2 separate regions of the Homo sapiens genome follow, and region 1 is linked to region 2. Evidence: chromatin contacts called from ENCODE Hi-C or POLR2A ChIA-PET data. All regions are on one chromosome and are shown on one strand. Each heading gives the region's core, a stretch centred on a gene start or an enhancer-like site at or near the end of the contact. The rest is flanking DNA. Distances are from core to core; before and after follow the strand shown. Region 1 has its middle 110 kb from the start of MIR944. Region 2 overlaps TP63 (tumor protein p63).

Evidence for each region. Hi-C counts contacts between places; a loop is a spot of excess contacts on that map. ChIA-PET counts read pairs that join two places held with the same protein, here RNA polymerase II (POLR2A). Pooled maps may share reads with other maps.
Region 1: a loop to region 2 is called in a map of right cardiac atrium, with 2.6 times the contacts of the local background. The contact joins two enhancer-like sites. A Hi-C loop is called at or near these places in 5 of 168 maps with a recorded cell type or tissue (A673, Caco-2, PC-9 and 2 more) and 8 of 50 pooled maps. POLR2A ChIA-PET finds 5 or more read pairs at or near these places in 1 of 52 experiments (MCF 10A).

What each region holds. Positions count from the first base shown.
Region 1 is chr3:189,936,974-189,944,806 of GRCh38, forward strand. No RefSeq gene overlaps it. Among named protein-coding and RNA genes, the nearest start is that of MIR944, 110 kb to the left of the region's middle. RefSeq lists an enhancer at 277-1,476. Within about 2 kb of position 4,803, at least 6 of the 41 ENCODE cell types and tissues checked have a DNase peak (open chromatin) inside an H3K27ac peak, as active enhancers do; they include PC-9, where a contact is called at or near this core.
Region 2 is chr3:189,767,542-189,775,152 of GRCh38, forward strand. The region is part of intron 3 of TP63 (tumor protein p63); the gene reads left to right. Among named protein-coding and RNA genes, the nearest start is that of MIR944, 59 kb to the right of the region's middle. Within about 2 kb of position 5,135, at least 2 of the 41 ENCODE cell types and tissues checked have a DNase peak (open chromatin) inside an H3K27ac peak, as active enhancers do; they include PC-9, where a contact is called at or near this core.

The DNA of each region.
Region 1 (7,833 bases), core at 3,553-6,052, 170 kb after region 2:
GTTTTGTTTTGTTTTGTTGTTTTGTTTTGTTAAGGAGGCCTTAGATTATTCAACTCTTTTTTCCCGTTCTCTCTCTTGTAATGTGCTCTACTACTTGGGAAATAAGAATTTTACTGTGAACAGAGGTAAAATTTTTATTACAATTTTAGAGAATGACATGGCTGAGATCTATGGAATGTTTAGAGCACGAAATGAACTTTAAACACTTGGATTGTTTATTCTATCTTTTCTGTTCCTATTTACTTACTTATATACATGTATCCCCTTAGCTGTCATGCTTTTCACTGCCTGGCAAACTCCTATTCATTTTTCTACACTTAACAATTAATTTAATTCTCATGTAAACCTTCACTTTCCCTCTCAAGTTAAGCTACACCTGACTTTGTCATTCCATGTTATTCCATTCCATGTATATGCCTTCATTCGCAGTGATTACAAGGTGTTTAATATTTTAAGGTTTATCTTTCCCTCTAAGTAGACCTGAGGGCCAGAGCTATCTGATTCATCTTTGTTTTCCCCATGCAAATAATGCAATCCTTGGTACATGAGGAGGGAATAATATATTTAGGGGCAGACGATAGGTACTAATAAAATAAACAAATGAGCAAATGAGTTGGCTGACCTCTTCCCTTCTCTTCCTGAGACTATGGGTGTAATTAGTGCTTTCTAGGGCACTGTGAGGACCTGCCACTCCCGTGCCCTATCCTTGTGACTGGCCCCGTGGGAATTTGCCTGGCTTTTGCTGGATAGGTCACCCTCCTTTTGGCTGGAGAATGATCAGGCCTGGGTGTTGGAAGTCAGATACACCACTGAGTCACAGTACCTCAAGGCACTGTGGTTCCACTCCATGTGTGAAAGGTCTCTCTGCAGCATTCTTGCAAGATGAGTTTTCTAATTAGCTTTCCCTTATAAGGTGCCAGAGGGGATGGTTGGTCAGCATTAGAGCCTACAGATGGGAAAACAATGGCCAAGAGACTTTGCCTAAGGCTACTGGGTGGGCCGAAGCCTTCCAGTTAACATCTGGTGAGAATTTAATGACTCAGTGCTCTATTCTCCACCCAAGGTTCTCTCACCTGCCAGTTCCTTTCATTCTGCTGGGCCTTGACCTCAAGAGCACGAAATTGAGTGTGATGTGATTCTACGACTGTGCTACTGGCTACATTTCGCATTGGTGACAGGAAAGCACGGGCTGAGGTGACTTTGTCTTTAAATGGCTAGAAGAGGGCAGACTGCATCTCTGAGTATCCTTGAACCTAACACCTTTGTTTAGGGTTGCTCTCCAGAAAAAGCTTGAGAGAAAGCCTAACAGTTTGCAGAGTGGTCAAGAGATTGAATAATAACTGAGTAGCAATAATACTCAGATGGGTTATGTCTTTTGACTATTTAAAGGACTTTTGTATACCACTGTATGCAGCCTTATGAAATAAATTGTGTATACACACACACAGACACACACACACACATACATATATCTAGGATAAAATTAATAAATGGTTCAGTGTTAAAGATTGGAAAATATGGGAAGAAAAACAAAAAAATTGACATTTAATGCCATCATCTAGATATAACTAGTATTAATATTTTTGTGTTTCTCTTTTCTATTTTTATTAGATAACATAGTTCCTAATATAGTAAAAAAGTGACAATTAAAATGTTTATTTATGGAGGAGGATCTGAGATAGCAAGACGGCTGGAAGAGTAGTTCAGGAATGGAGAGAGAATCAGGAGTTCTGATGACTTCATGTGTGATCTTGAGTAGATCTTAAAATTTCTCTTAGTCCTTAATTTTTGCCCCTACAGAAGGGCAGGAAATTTGAAGGCAATGTCAATAGAAGCTCAATGCCCTAAGTTGAAGGTTAAACCTTAAATACCAAGAATTAATGTGATAAGAAGTTAGTCTACATGCAGTAGACAAAGACACCAAAATACACCCTTTAACTTCAGAGCTACTGCCAGGATTTCTATGTATCAAGGGACTGTCTTACAAATTAATATATATTTTTTTTTTGAGATGGAGTTTCGCTCTTGTTGCCCAGGCTGGAGTGCAATGGCACAATCTCGGCTCACCACAACTTCTGTCTCCCAGGTTCAAGTGATTCTCCTGCCTCAGCCTCCAAGTAGCTGGGATTATAGGCATGCACCACCACCTCCGGCTAATTTTTTATTTTTAGTAGAGACGGGGTTTCTCCATGTTTGTCAGGTTGGTCTCGAACTCCCAACCTCAGGTGATCCACCCACCTCAGCCTCCCAAAGTGCTAGGATTACAGGCATGAGCCACTGTGCCCAGCCGCAGGAATTAATTATTTACCTGATCCCCATCCTTTTTTTTATGCCCATATTTTCAGGTTGCCAAGGTCTAAGAAAGGAAAGGGATGAGGTAGCTTAAATGACTGTAAGATGAGCAGCTCTTCTATCATTTAAATCCACAAAACTAGGCAACAAGGGAATCATCACATCAACCATCCTACACTAGTAGTTAGCTGTAGTATAAAAGGTAGTTGGCCCGGCGTGGTGGCTCACACCTGTAATCCCAGCATTTTGGGAGGCCAAGGCAGGTGGATCACCTGAGGTCAGGAGTTCAAGACCAGCCTGGCCAATATCATGAAACCCTGTCTCTACTAAAAATACAAAAATTAGCTGGGCATGGTGGTGTATGCCTGTAATTCCAGCTACTTGGGAGGTGGAGACAAGAGAATTGCTTGAACCCGGGAGGCGGAAGTTGCAGTGAGCTAAGATCACACCTCTGCACTCCAGCCTGTGCAACAGAGTAAGACTCTGTCTCAAAAAAAAAAAAAAAAAAAAAAAAAAGAGGTAGTTTTCTGCGTTCAAATTATCTCCCATTTAATGATTTGAACACACCTGTTCTGTGGGCCTCATACCCTCTCCTCTGATGCCCAGACATCACAACAAGAGAACTCTACCTAAAACAGGCAAAGATTGGAGGAGATGAAAAAATGTCCACCCTGAGTCAAAGGAATGGCTCCACCTTTAGGGCATACCTCTCCAGACTGGGAAAGCTAGTTGGAGAAGAACAAGAATAAAGGATATCTGGGTTTTCATTTTTGCCTTGCTGGCCTGTGGTTTCTTGAGATTTTCTTACCATAAATTGCCCGCTATTTAGGAGAGAATTTTGTTTCTGTGGGTTCAAAGAGACCAGGTAGGCTGTGGAAGAAAAAGGCAAGGGCTAGTGGCATTCACTTACTCCTGGGCTCTGAGCTCTGGGCTCTCTCTGGGAGAGAGAGGACCCTTCTATATACTTCTTAGTGTGTAACCCAGTCTAAGGTAGAAACGAAGAAGCTCTCAGGGCAAATGTTCTATCCAGGACATTGGCTGGAGCATTCCTTGTCTTGTATCATATTGTGGATTGGCAGCAAAAGGCAGAGAACAACTTAGGTATATAATTTGCAGAAATATCCAAACATTGTTGTCTGAACAAAACTCTGTTGAGTAAATGGTGATGGTGATGATGGGATGATCATAATTACTATTATTGATGTGTTCTGTATGCCGCTTTACATGCATTATTCTTTCTACAACCCAGTAAAAATAGGTATTATTTCTTCCATTGCACAGAGGAGGAAGATGATGTTCAGAACACAAACAACTCACCCAAAATCCCACAGCTAGTTATTAACCAGGACAGTATTGAGGTTTCCATAGCCTGTGAAATGTCTTTCACTATTTGCTGTTCCTAGTTTTGTGTTAGAGTCTTGGGTTTGGTCTATTACAGAGAATGCAGAATGCAAATTCTGGAGACTCCCCCACCTAACATGTCTGGGCTACTGATCCGAGAAACCCTCACAGGTAGATCTAACTTAACTGGGTACAGCTAGATGGCATTTTGTAGCAAAGGCTGTGAGCCTAAAGGCTGGGGATGGGGAGCGATTCAGCCTTCATGAATTGCAAATAATTTTTCAAGGTATCTTCTTAGGGAAGAAAGAGAGTTGGGGTCTCAGGATGGTGGGGAGAAGGAGCTGTGGTGGGGCCCAGTGTAGAAAGAGGAGGCCTATAGCTATTTTCTCCCTCTGTTAGGGCAGATCTCAGCTCACTTATTTTCCTTCAGCCTCAAACAAGTTGTTTTGTTTTTTTTTAATTTAGGAAAGAGAAAGATTATCTTTAAACAAAAGTGGCACCAATATCCTGCCATCCTGATTAAAAGCAGGATGAAGATAAAATGATTTCTCTATCCCTCATGGCCTACAAAGCCAACGCCTCCCAGGGAAATGGCCTTCTCCCAGCGGCAGCCCAGCTCTTCACCTTTGAAGCTGCCTCTAAACCTGTTTGCTTTTGGAGCTCCAATAAGATTTGTGCTTGCTGCCACAGGCTGGCCCAGATAGGCTGCTCGTGCTGAGACTATGGCTGTCTTCCCGGGTGAACAACAATGACAGTTAATTACATCAACCCAATTAGCAGCAGCATCCACTTTGTGCAAGCAAGGCCCACCTGTGGTCTTACCTATGTCTAGCAAAGGGCCCCCGGGCCTTAGTGGGGAAGCTGGTGAATTGGGAGGCTAGATGTTTAGCAGTGACCTCCTTTCAGAGCCCTCTTTTCTTGGAGATAAGTGAGGGAACTGGAAAAAGACCAATGCCTTACACCATAGTCAGCTAAACAGGCTGCAGATCATAATGGTTTTCAGATTATTCTGCTAGGTAGGAACAGAGTCTTCCCTCAGCACTTAGTGGATGATCAGAGGTGGAACTTTATCAGATTTTGCCTTTGGTAATGAGGCCGTGTTTGCCTTGCCTCTAATAGAACACTAAGAACAAAGGCCTCTCTATGGAAGGTGGGAGGTAGACAAGAGAATGTGACAGCTGTTTTCCTTGGCTCCACACTCATGTTTTCCAGCCTTTACAGGGAATCAGAAGTGCTGGGTTCAAAGGCTAAATCTAATCACCTATTAGCTGCTTACCTTGGGCAAGTTACTTAAACTTTCTGAGCCTTGCTTTTTTATTTGTTAAAAATGTGTCTAGACAAACTGTAGGGGTGGAGAGCAAACCAGTGATTGCCCAGGAATGAGTCAGGAGGGAATGACACAAAGGGCAGCGGGGTGGGTGGGAGGAGGAAAGTTCTGTGTCATGATTACAGTGGTGGTCTCACAGCTCCACGCATTTGTGACCCATAGAAGTGAACCTGAAAATAATGAATTGTACTGTATACACATTTTAAAAGCAAATAAATTCTAAAGAGTGATTAAAATAAGGGTGAGGATAATAATAAAAGATTTGAAAACATCTAGGACAATAAATGGCTCACATGTGTGCTAAATACATATCAATTGCTTTCTTTTCTGAGTCTGTTTCTTCATTCATAAAATGAAAATTAAAATATTACTTCTTATAATCATAAAACATGTTATCTTTGTCATAAGTATGGTATGATTATAGGATTTTGAATGTAAACACTTTATCGGTAGTCAAGATATAGCAATTCATTCATTCATTCATTCATTCATTCATTCATTCATGTTTTTTGAATGCTCTTGTTGGGTTAGGCCCCGTGGTGGGAGCTGCTGTTAAAATTTTAACAGAACCAATCCCTCCCATCCCAATGTAGCTCATAGTCCAGGAAAGAGAGAGTGATGAAAACATGATTGTAATAAATGCTGCATGTGTGAAGTTCCAACAGCTATAGTTGTATATCTAAGAGGCACCTAATGCAGACTCGGAGGACCAGAGAAAACTGCTTGAAAAAAAAATATTATCTAAAAAGAGACATGGAAGGCGAGTAGAAGATAGGCCCCAAAGGAAGCACGGAAAGAGGGAGGGTTTGCAGGCAGACAAGACTATATAGAGAAAGATCTAGAAGGGAGGAAGAACAAGGCTCATTCTGGAACAAAGCATCTTTCAGTCTGGTTGGGGCCGGGGATGATGGTTCATCCTGAAAATTCAAGCCTTAGACGGGGTGTTGGAAGAAGTGACCACTAGAGAGATTTCCACTCCCATAGGCACATAATTTCATAATGACTCTTGGCTCCCTCCTTGTATTCATTTCTAGGCAAGTGGGGTCTCAGCCCTTTGCTTTTCCTCGGGTATTTGGATTGGAACTTAGGGGAAAGTCTCTCTATTGAGCAGTGTGATCTTCTAGGTTCCCTGTGTCTGCTTTTGCATAATCACTCAGGTTCCAGCCTGCAGTCTTCACCGCCAGATAGAAGGTGACAGGAGTCATGGAAAGGATTCACATCCTCTAAGGCTGCTAGATGATGTCAACCCAATTACCAGAGACAGCACTATCTGAACGGCAATGCCCCTCAGGTGTCTGCACCTGTGTGGATCTGGGTGGAATTCTTTAATGTGACATTTGACTGGCAGAAGATCTGCTCCTCCCTGCCTCTTTTGTCCCCTTCTGAAAAGGAAGCAGCATCAGCAGTAGGGCAAAATTCAGACAATTCATAAATAGCCACTTTCCCCAGCCCCAGCCCCTGAACCACAGCAACCTCTGCCTCTAGCCTCCTCAGTTCCTCCTTTAAAACCTTGAGACCTCCTCACAATCCAGGTTGTGGCCCTGGCCCCTGCCCTATGCTTTATTTGTTCTGGTTGTTGAGAATGTACTGCTTGTTATATATTATAAATGTCACCTCTTTGGAGGACAGAGGACAACTGACTGGATGACTGCCCCGGGAAAATCATTTTCTTTTTCTGGGTTACTATGACTCAGTGAAAATAAAAAAGGATTATCATATAGTTAAAATGTAGAGTTACCAGCTTTATTAATTTCTACGGTCTCTTCCACTCTTAGTAGTCTATGATTCTGTAAACTGTGAATAAATTCAGATTCCCATATCGGAGGTCTGAATACTGAGTGCTCATCCAAAGAAAGGAGTAAATAGTCTACATCCGGATATGAGCAGGAACTTCTGCGAATCTTAGATTAATAGAACTTTAGAGCTGGGAGTGAAATCAAGTTCACCCAGCAAGCCTTTTCAGATGTGTTCCACAGAGCTCTAGGAAGACCATGGGGAAAGATGAGAAGGGGTTAGCGGAGAGAGCTCCAAATTCCTGACTCTTGCTTCAGCCCAAGAAGCTCTGATTTTTCCTGCTGTTTACAGTGGTAGTCTGCCTAAGATTTTATTTGACGAAATATTTCTGTGTCTGGCAGACAAATCCTAAAATCCTTATATCCTGACTTGACAACTTGCTCTCAGTAGAGCCTTGAGTATTTACCTCCCAACTTCTCTGAGCCTCAGTTTTCTTGTCTATAAATGGAACCAATCATTCTGGCTCTCGAGGTTTTAGATCAGCACAAAACGTCCAAGAAAATGACTAGCATGAACTAGGCGTTTGGTATCTGTTAGTTGGATCTTAGTCCCACTTATGATTACTTCCTTAAGGTGGAAACCAGGTTCCCAGAGCTGCTCTGTGAAGATTGAAGAGGTTGGTAAACACATAGAGATACACATGAGCACACACACACACACACACACACACACACACACCAGGAACTGCCAAGAGGATATTTTAATAGGGACAATTACATCTGCAACACTTGGCTATCTCTGCATTACCAAACAAGGTGACAACAGCAAAATCCTACTCAACCACAACGGCAGAAGCAGATCGCTCTGATAATCAGTGCAACACCATGGGTTTGGTTACTGCAGGATAACTCTCTGACCTTACTGGGCATCGTTTCCATACAGTAGCTATACAGGGGAAGTTGAATAACCGGTCTTGTTCCTCGCACTCAGGGTGTGGCAGCTGTAGTGCTTACAGTGTCTGTTTCAAATTTACCAGTCCAGTCCCTTCCACCCTCCCCCTTTGCCCTAAAATGGTGGCCAGCTTGTTGCTCCCACCGGAGACAGTGTTGCAGTAGGCAGAAAGTTGTGCGCACGGTGAC
Region 2 (7,611 bases), core at 3,885-6,384:
TGAAGATATCCCCAGAATTTGAATCAATCTGAAGTTTGATTTTCATTTCTAACTCCTCTGGAACAATATGATGAAACAGCCATACTCATCAGGAAGTTCAGCTAAACAGGAGCTCATGGTTGGAAAACCGTGAGTCTCAAGTTTTACCATATAGAGTGTAGGATACTAAATTGTCTGATAGACAATAGAAATAAGTCATCATCTTATGGCTTAATTACAGGAGAAAAGAATGTTCAGACTCAAATATCTCAATAAACAGACTGTTGTACAGAGACAAAAGAGCTACCTTAGAAGTTTTGGACCCTGGATTGTAGTCATGAATTCTCTACCATTTAGTGATGTGATCTGACACATGTCACTAACCCTCTCTAGTGTCAGTTTCGTCACTTACAATAATCTAAATATTTGATATTTAATCCAGGATTTTAGAATAATAATACATATGTGAAATCACATACAATATGTCAGCACATCACGTAAAACAAATGAAGTAGCATTTTATTGTTAGAGATTTATTTTAAGAACTAGGTACTTCAGGCTCTGTGTTCAAACCCCCCGCGTGTATGAATAACTAACCATCTCTAGGTTTTAGGGGTTTTGTTGCTGCTGTTGCTGTTGCTGTTTTTTTGCAAAACGGGATTAATATGACTATGGTGAAAACTAATTGAGATAGTAAATATAAAGAGCTTACCACAATAGCATTGGTTCAATAAACGTGGGCTTTTCTTTACTATTTACTTTTTTAGGTCAGTCATTGAACACAAGGGGCTGTTTTAAATAAACACAATTTAAGGGGTGATTTTGTATAGAAGTTACAATATTTTACCAGCATCAACATCCAATTCCTCTTGTATTTTGGTAGCGATGTTATTCTCATGATTATGTAATTCTTTTAAAATATCTCGAATCACAAACGTAGGTAGTTGCATGTTACTTTTTAAAACTGTTTTTGCCACCTCCAGATAATCATTACTCAAACTGCTCTAAAATCCTGAAAGACAAATAGTAAGAAAATATTTTAAAGTCAACACACTATTATTAAACAATTGCTTATTTTTCCTTCTTATAAACACTTTTGACCAAAAATTCCAAAACGTATGCACTGCAATGGCCTATGATACAATATCTCCCGCTGTACATTGAGGATTGACTTGTCATTTTATAGTTGACTTAATATTAGGTTGTTATAAGAGAATGTACTGAAAACTTATTTGACAGTGGCAGGTGGGTGCCATAGTGAGACTTCATGTACAGATTAAATGAATGTAACGGATAAAGCATGGAGCTGAACAACAGCAAAAAAGCACAGAGTTAAAACTTCCTAGTAAATGACATTTACAAGAAGTATAGGTATGTTCACGAAGATGACCAGAGAAGATTCAATCTAGGGTCAGAACAAAAGCAAATTAATCTGGCTGCAGAAGACCTCTTTGAAGCTCACGTCTAAAACTAACTATTTGTGTAACATCAGCCAAGTTATTTCATCTCCCTGTTTCATTACCTCATTTGTAAATTGTGGATTATAATAGTACCTTCCTCATAGGCTGATGTGAGAATTAAAACAAACCATGTATATAAAGTGCTCAGAATCATGTCTTGCCTTAAAAAGTGTTTAACAAATGGTCACTGTTGTCATTCTCTGACTCTGTTTATGCATATATGTATTTTTTCAATGTTTAATACTGCATTAAAGGCACTATAAATTCTATCATCTTCCGATACCTTGATTCCATGTAAGGATCAAGTTGAATAATAGAGTAGAAGTTTATTCTGGGTAAAAATGAAAGCACAATTTTATCTCATTAAATGTTATTCTAGTCAGTTCCTTTGAGAATATTGGACAGTAAAACACTATTACAGATGTTCCTGTTTATGTGTATACATTTGTGGTTATTTCAGTCTGACAAGCCAGCTCTACCATGAGTTTGGATTAGAAATTGTGTATCCACTGGATGTAAGAACTATGTTTGATCTTTTCTTGGTATTCTTCCACTTAATTGGTATTCCTTTAAAATAATTAGAATTAATCCAATTAATAAAATTAATATGGTCTGTGAGTACAAATATGATTATAATAAATATAGCCAATAAATGGTTTATATACCATATAGGATGTATCAAAAGAAATAAAACTTTCAAAATGACTGTGCCCATTTAGACATTTTAAAATGTTTCTAAGTAGCCATTGTAGGCAATTATGTTGCTGGACTTCCTCCTTGTCACTGACCTTCAATGAAAGATTATTCAGAGCATAAAAGTGTCCCTATTTTAATGCTAATTTGTTTTCAGAATTAAAATTATCTTATCCTATTTGACTACTCATGTTACACTCTAAATTTGGCTGAATAAATTTTCTAAAAAGATGAACATTTGTTACCATTGATTATATTCCAATAATAAGTCACAGACTGGTTCATAACTTACAACAGATTGTTTACCAGGGTTACAACTTCATGAAATCAGAAATTATACGTTTTTGTGTGTTAAACATATTATAAAGCCTGGCACCTGTTCATTTTTAGCAAATGTTTGTTGAATGGTTTGAGGCGGTAGTAGCCTCATCTCTTGAACTAAATTGTTAGTGCCTTTAGAAAAGTGGTACAATCTGAATCTTCTAAATGCTGCATATTGCCTTGATCTAAGTTTTGAAAACCAGACACAATCCTTATCATTGGGGCACCATCCTTGTTAGAATTTTTTATCTGTTGCTTTCTATTCATCTGGAATGTGTAAATATTAAATTAAAATTATTTTGGGCCGGGTATGGTGACTCATGCCTGCAATCCCAGCACTTTGGGAGGCCGAGGCAGGTGGATTACCTGAGATCAGCCTGGCCAACATGGTGAAACCCCGTCTCTACTAAAAATACAAAAATTAGCCTGGCATGGTGGCACATGCCCATAATCCCAGCTGCTCGGGGGGCTGAGGCAGGAGGATTGCTGGAGCCCGGGAGACAGAGGTTGCAGTGAGCCGAGATCGTTCCACTGCACTCCAGCCTGGCCAACAGAGCAAGACTCCGTCTCAAAAAAAAAAAAATTACTTTGACATCTATTAAGAAATTTGCAGCAAAGTTAAGCAGCAACAATTTACGCCTTTGGGGAATTATTGAATATTATTATGCCTAGAAGGCTGTCCCTTCTTTTTCATTTTAAAGAACATTTTTCTCTGAATTTATGCAAATTTGAGGAGGCTAATCCAAGTCATCTCTACAGATAGTTAGGCAAGACAAAATGTTTGATACTGCAAATTTTCTCTTGAAATGTATCAGTCACTTCCACTGTATAAATCATGTAATATGTCAGAGGTTTTTGTTTGGATGAAGTAAAGCTAATTGCAGTAAAGATTTGAAGAATGATACTTATCCATCAAAAACAAACAAATATCTTATGTTTGAGTAATGCTCTACAGTTTAAAAAGTCATTTCACATCTTTTATTACCCTTGCTCCTCACAACAACAGGCAATGTATATCTACTACCATTCTAAGTGCATTATCTCTGGATTTTTGGCTTAATTAACTGTTATGAAAAGCCACTTAACTTCATTAGTGAACAGGTTAGTATGTATGACTAATTAAAAGGTACCCATAATATTTTATACTAACATTAAACAAGTAAAAATGTGGCTATTGTTCAGGAGCTCCAAGTTGAATGAGCTCTCAAAGATAACGTTTTCTTTATTATTGTTTCATGTTATTCTACCTGCAGGTGACATTTTTGATAAAGCTAAGACAAATATATATATAAATATATATTATATTTATATATATAATATATTATATATTTATATATAATATATATTTATATAATATATTAAATATATAATATATTCAATATAGACTATATTATATATTAAATATATAAGTATATTAAATATATAATTATATATAAATCTATAATATAAATGTATTATATTAAATATATAATATTTAATATATAATTAATTTATATAATATATAAATATATTAAATATATAATATAGCTATGTGTGGAGGATGAAAGCACTGATCAGCTGATTGGCCTTGAAGATACTCTCATTTTCTTTAATTTTCATGATTGCCTTCCTGTTAATAATGTGACAGACTCTTTTTTAGCCCTCCTGAGTTGAATATTTGGGCACACGTGGCAGTATAAGTACAACTCATGATTGAATAGTCTTGTTTGGTTGATTGCTCAGTTATCTGAGAGTGAGATCTTGGCTCTCATTTGGATAAAGCAGTAAATGTCTGAGCAGTGTCTGCTAATGTCGGGTCAGTTCACATCAACATTCAGCAAATTTGTTGATTGATTCATTTATTCTTAAAATATGTTGAAAGTTTCCTATGCATATGACCCTGTTTAATATTTGTATGAGAATCTAATGGCTTTAGTGTAGATATCATTCTCAATGGGATTCGATAGCATTTCGGAAACTGTTGAGCATGGCAGAGTGATAAATTGTGCTTTTGTTTACATGACTAATTGTAAGGGTTTGGAAACACTCCCTTGATGTACTAAGAGCAGCTAATGAAGACAGTTAAATAAACAAACCATTATGATGAATCTAGGAGTTCATATAGACATTCTGCTAATTTGCTTCTTGTCCCTTTCCCAAAGTTTTATGTATATCTTCCCAAGCATAACAACTATTTTACATTTCATGGAGAGCTAGTTTGTTTTTCTTCATAACCTAATGCTCTATTCACTCACTTAGAATGTCACTGCTCAAACTGGCTTTAGAGATCACGTACTAGCTAGCTAATGCTCTTTACCAATAAGGACACTGAAGCTCCTAGAAGTGAAGTGATAAGCCTTAGATCGCATTGCTAATTGGTGATGGAGCCAGTCTAGAATCCAGGTCTCCTAATTGTTTCCACTATACTATGATGCTTCCTTTAGAAAGCTAGATGCTGTATAAAATCTCTTGAAACTAGCTCTGTATTTCACCAATCAATACATACCAACTTGAGACTAGCAAACTTTTTTAGTATGTTCCATAGTTGCTCTCACACTGTCATTTTGCCTAACAGCAGCTCATATCTACTTGGAGAAAGTATCAAGGATTTTCCTCTGATGAGTTTGGTGGCTGTTTAGTGCCTAGACTACATCATGTTTAATGGAAAAGTAGATTGAATTTCTGTCTCATTTTCAAGAAATGTGCTGTAAGAGCATGCCAAGCCCAACCCCTTGATAATCTTGTCTAACAGCGTTGGTGGTGTAATGAATTAGTCTTGCACGAGTCTGCTGCTTCTAGAGGGCTAAGCAGGGGATCAAATCCCCCCTTTGTAGTGAGACAAGCTGCCAGAGAAGTGATTGATATTGCAGACAGACTTCAAGGAAGAAATAAGCAGATAAGTGGGGTAATAAGTAGATAATACTACTACTTTGCACTTAGTGTCTTTTATCTGAGCATCTGAAGGCAGCTGTATACTTAAACATCAAGGTCCCTTAGTGTAAGGAGACAACGGGGTCTTTCCTTTTATTCTGTGGTCCTCCTCCATAATCAATAAATCAGCGAAAATGTTTCCAAAGAAAGATCAGCGGTAAAGATTTGTTTTTGCCCTTTCTCTGTGAAGCTAAGTGACCAGGATGTGAAGCAATCGCTCTAAAAGTTATCTTGATCTTGATGCAATGTTTTGTATGCACTTTCTCCTACAATGTTTGGATCTGAAAAAAGAAACTTCTACTGTACCAAGTAAGGCATTTACTGTATTTTTAATCCCTTCCGATTGTGTCAGACTCATTCCTCTGAGTAATTCTCATTCTTGCATTTATTTTACTCCTCAAAAATTTCCCTTGTAAATCTTATTTTCGGTCAAAGTCCTTAGACAGTAAATCTTTCAGACAGCTTCAGGCCATTGTGGCTCCAAGAAACCATTGTGAAGTAAAGTCGTGTTTAATAAGGTGGATGGACCCTGTTAGAGATCTCTCTGAGTATGCTTCCATTAATTTTGTACACATCTTGTTAATTCACACAAAGAGAGTAAGTTGCCAAGCCAAAATTGTTTCCTTTTAGCAGACCATGACTCAAAATTCAGAAGCTGATTCCTAGGAGAGTTAAAGAACAATAGTGGCTGCCACATTATTTTTTTAGGTAACTTTGCTCTTTAACATAGACTAGAATAATTTTCTAGTCATTAAATCACCAAATATAAATACCCAGTGACCTTACAAATATTGTTTAATCATCCTCTCCATCAATGGCTTTTTTTTTCTAGTTTATGTCATGTGAGGGTATTTGTTAAATCATAGAAAACTTTGAGATCATGAAGGTCATCAGATCTAACCACCCATGCTGTCTCTGGCCTTTCACTCCATCATTATAATATGCAAGTGACTGGCTTATAGTTCCCTTAGGAGGTAAGAGAACACATATCCATGTATTGTGTCTCGTGCCTTTTTTTTTTTTTTTTTTTTTTTTTGAGACGGAGTCTCGCTCTGTCACCCAGGCTGGAGTGCAGTGGCACGATCTTGGCTCACTGCAAGCTCCGCCTCCTGGGTTCATGCCATTCTCCTGCCTCAGCCTCCTGAGTAGCTGGGACTACAGGTATCCACCACCACGCCCAGCTAATTTTTTGTATTTTTAGTAGAGACGGGGTTTCACCGTGTTAGCCAGGATGGTCTCGATCTCCTGATCTCGTGATCCGCCCGCCTCGGCCTCCCAAAGTGCTGGGATTACAGGCGTGAGCCACCACGCCCGGCCGTATTCTGTCTTTTGAAGATCAGAAAATATTGCTGAATATGAAACAAAAACAAAAACAAAAAAACCAAGTTCTTAGCTTCATATTTATAGTTTGTCTAAAGAAAAAATTGCTTTCTTCCAACGAACTGCATTTCCTGTAGAACACAAATTTTATACTTGGAAGAATTATGTGTAGCGATTTTGCAACCATCTTTCCTTATGACCAAATACTTTTGTGAGCTGAGAAGTCTCAGGTTGACATAATTAAAGATAAAATGTGACAGGAATTGTATGTGCACCTGTGTTTGAAGGGGGCCTTGCAGTAAGTAGAACATAAAGATATATGCATCGCTGTTTTGGTCATCTCAATATAGTATTGACTATAATCTCATATTTTTCCCACTTTATAATTTATAAACATTTCAACTCATTTGACAACCCTTACAGTTACCTGTAAATGAGATGATGTAGGTGTTGTTATCCCTATTTAATAATTGTAAAAATAGAGTTTCCAATTTTCCCCACTGCTACCAACCTAGAAAGTATCAGAACCCAGACCTTTTGACTCCCGGCCAAGTATGAAGTGCTTTCAAATAGGGCATCAGATACAGCAAATCATCTGTTACTATGAAGTACTGTACAAAATGTTAGTACTGTTATTGAATATATTCTCAAGACTTAGGTACGCGGTTGGCCATTGAGGTACAAATCTTTTCCCATAGAAAGGAAATTGACAGCCGGGCATGGTGGCTCACGCCTGTAATCCCAGCACTTTGGGAGGCAGAGGCGGGCAGATCACGAGTTCAGGAGTTTGAGACCAGCAGCCTGGCCAACATAGTGAAACCTCGTCTCTACTACAAATACAAAAAATTAGCCAGGCGTGATGGCAGGCACCTATAGTCCCAGCTCCTTGGGAGGCTGAGGCAGGAGAATCGCTGGAACCTGGGAGGCG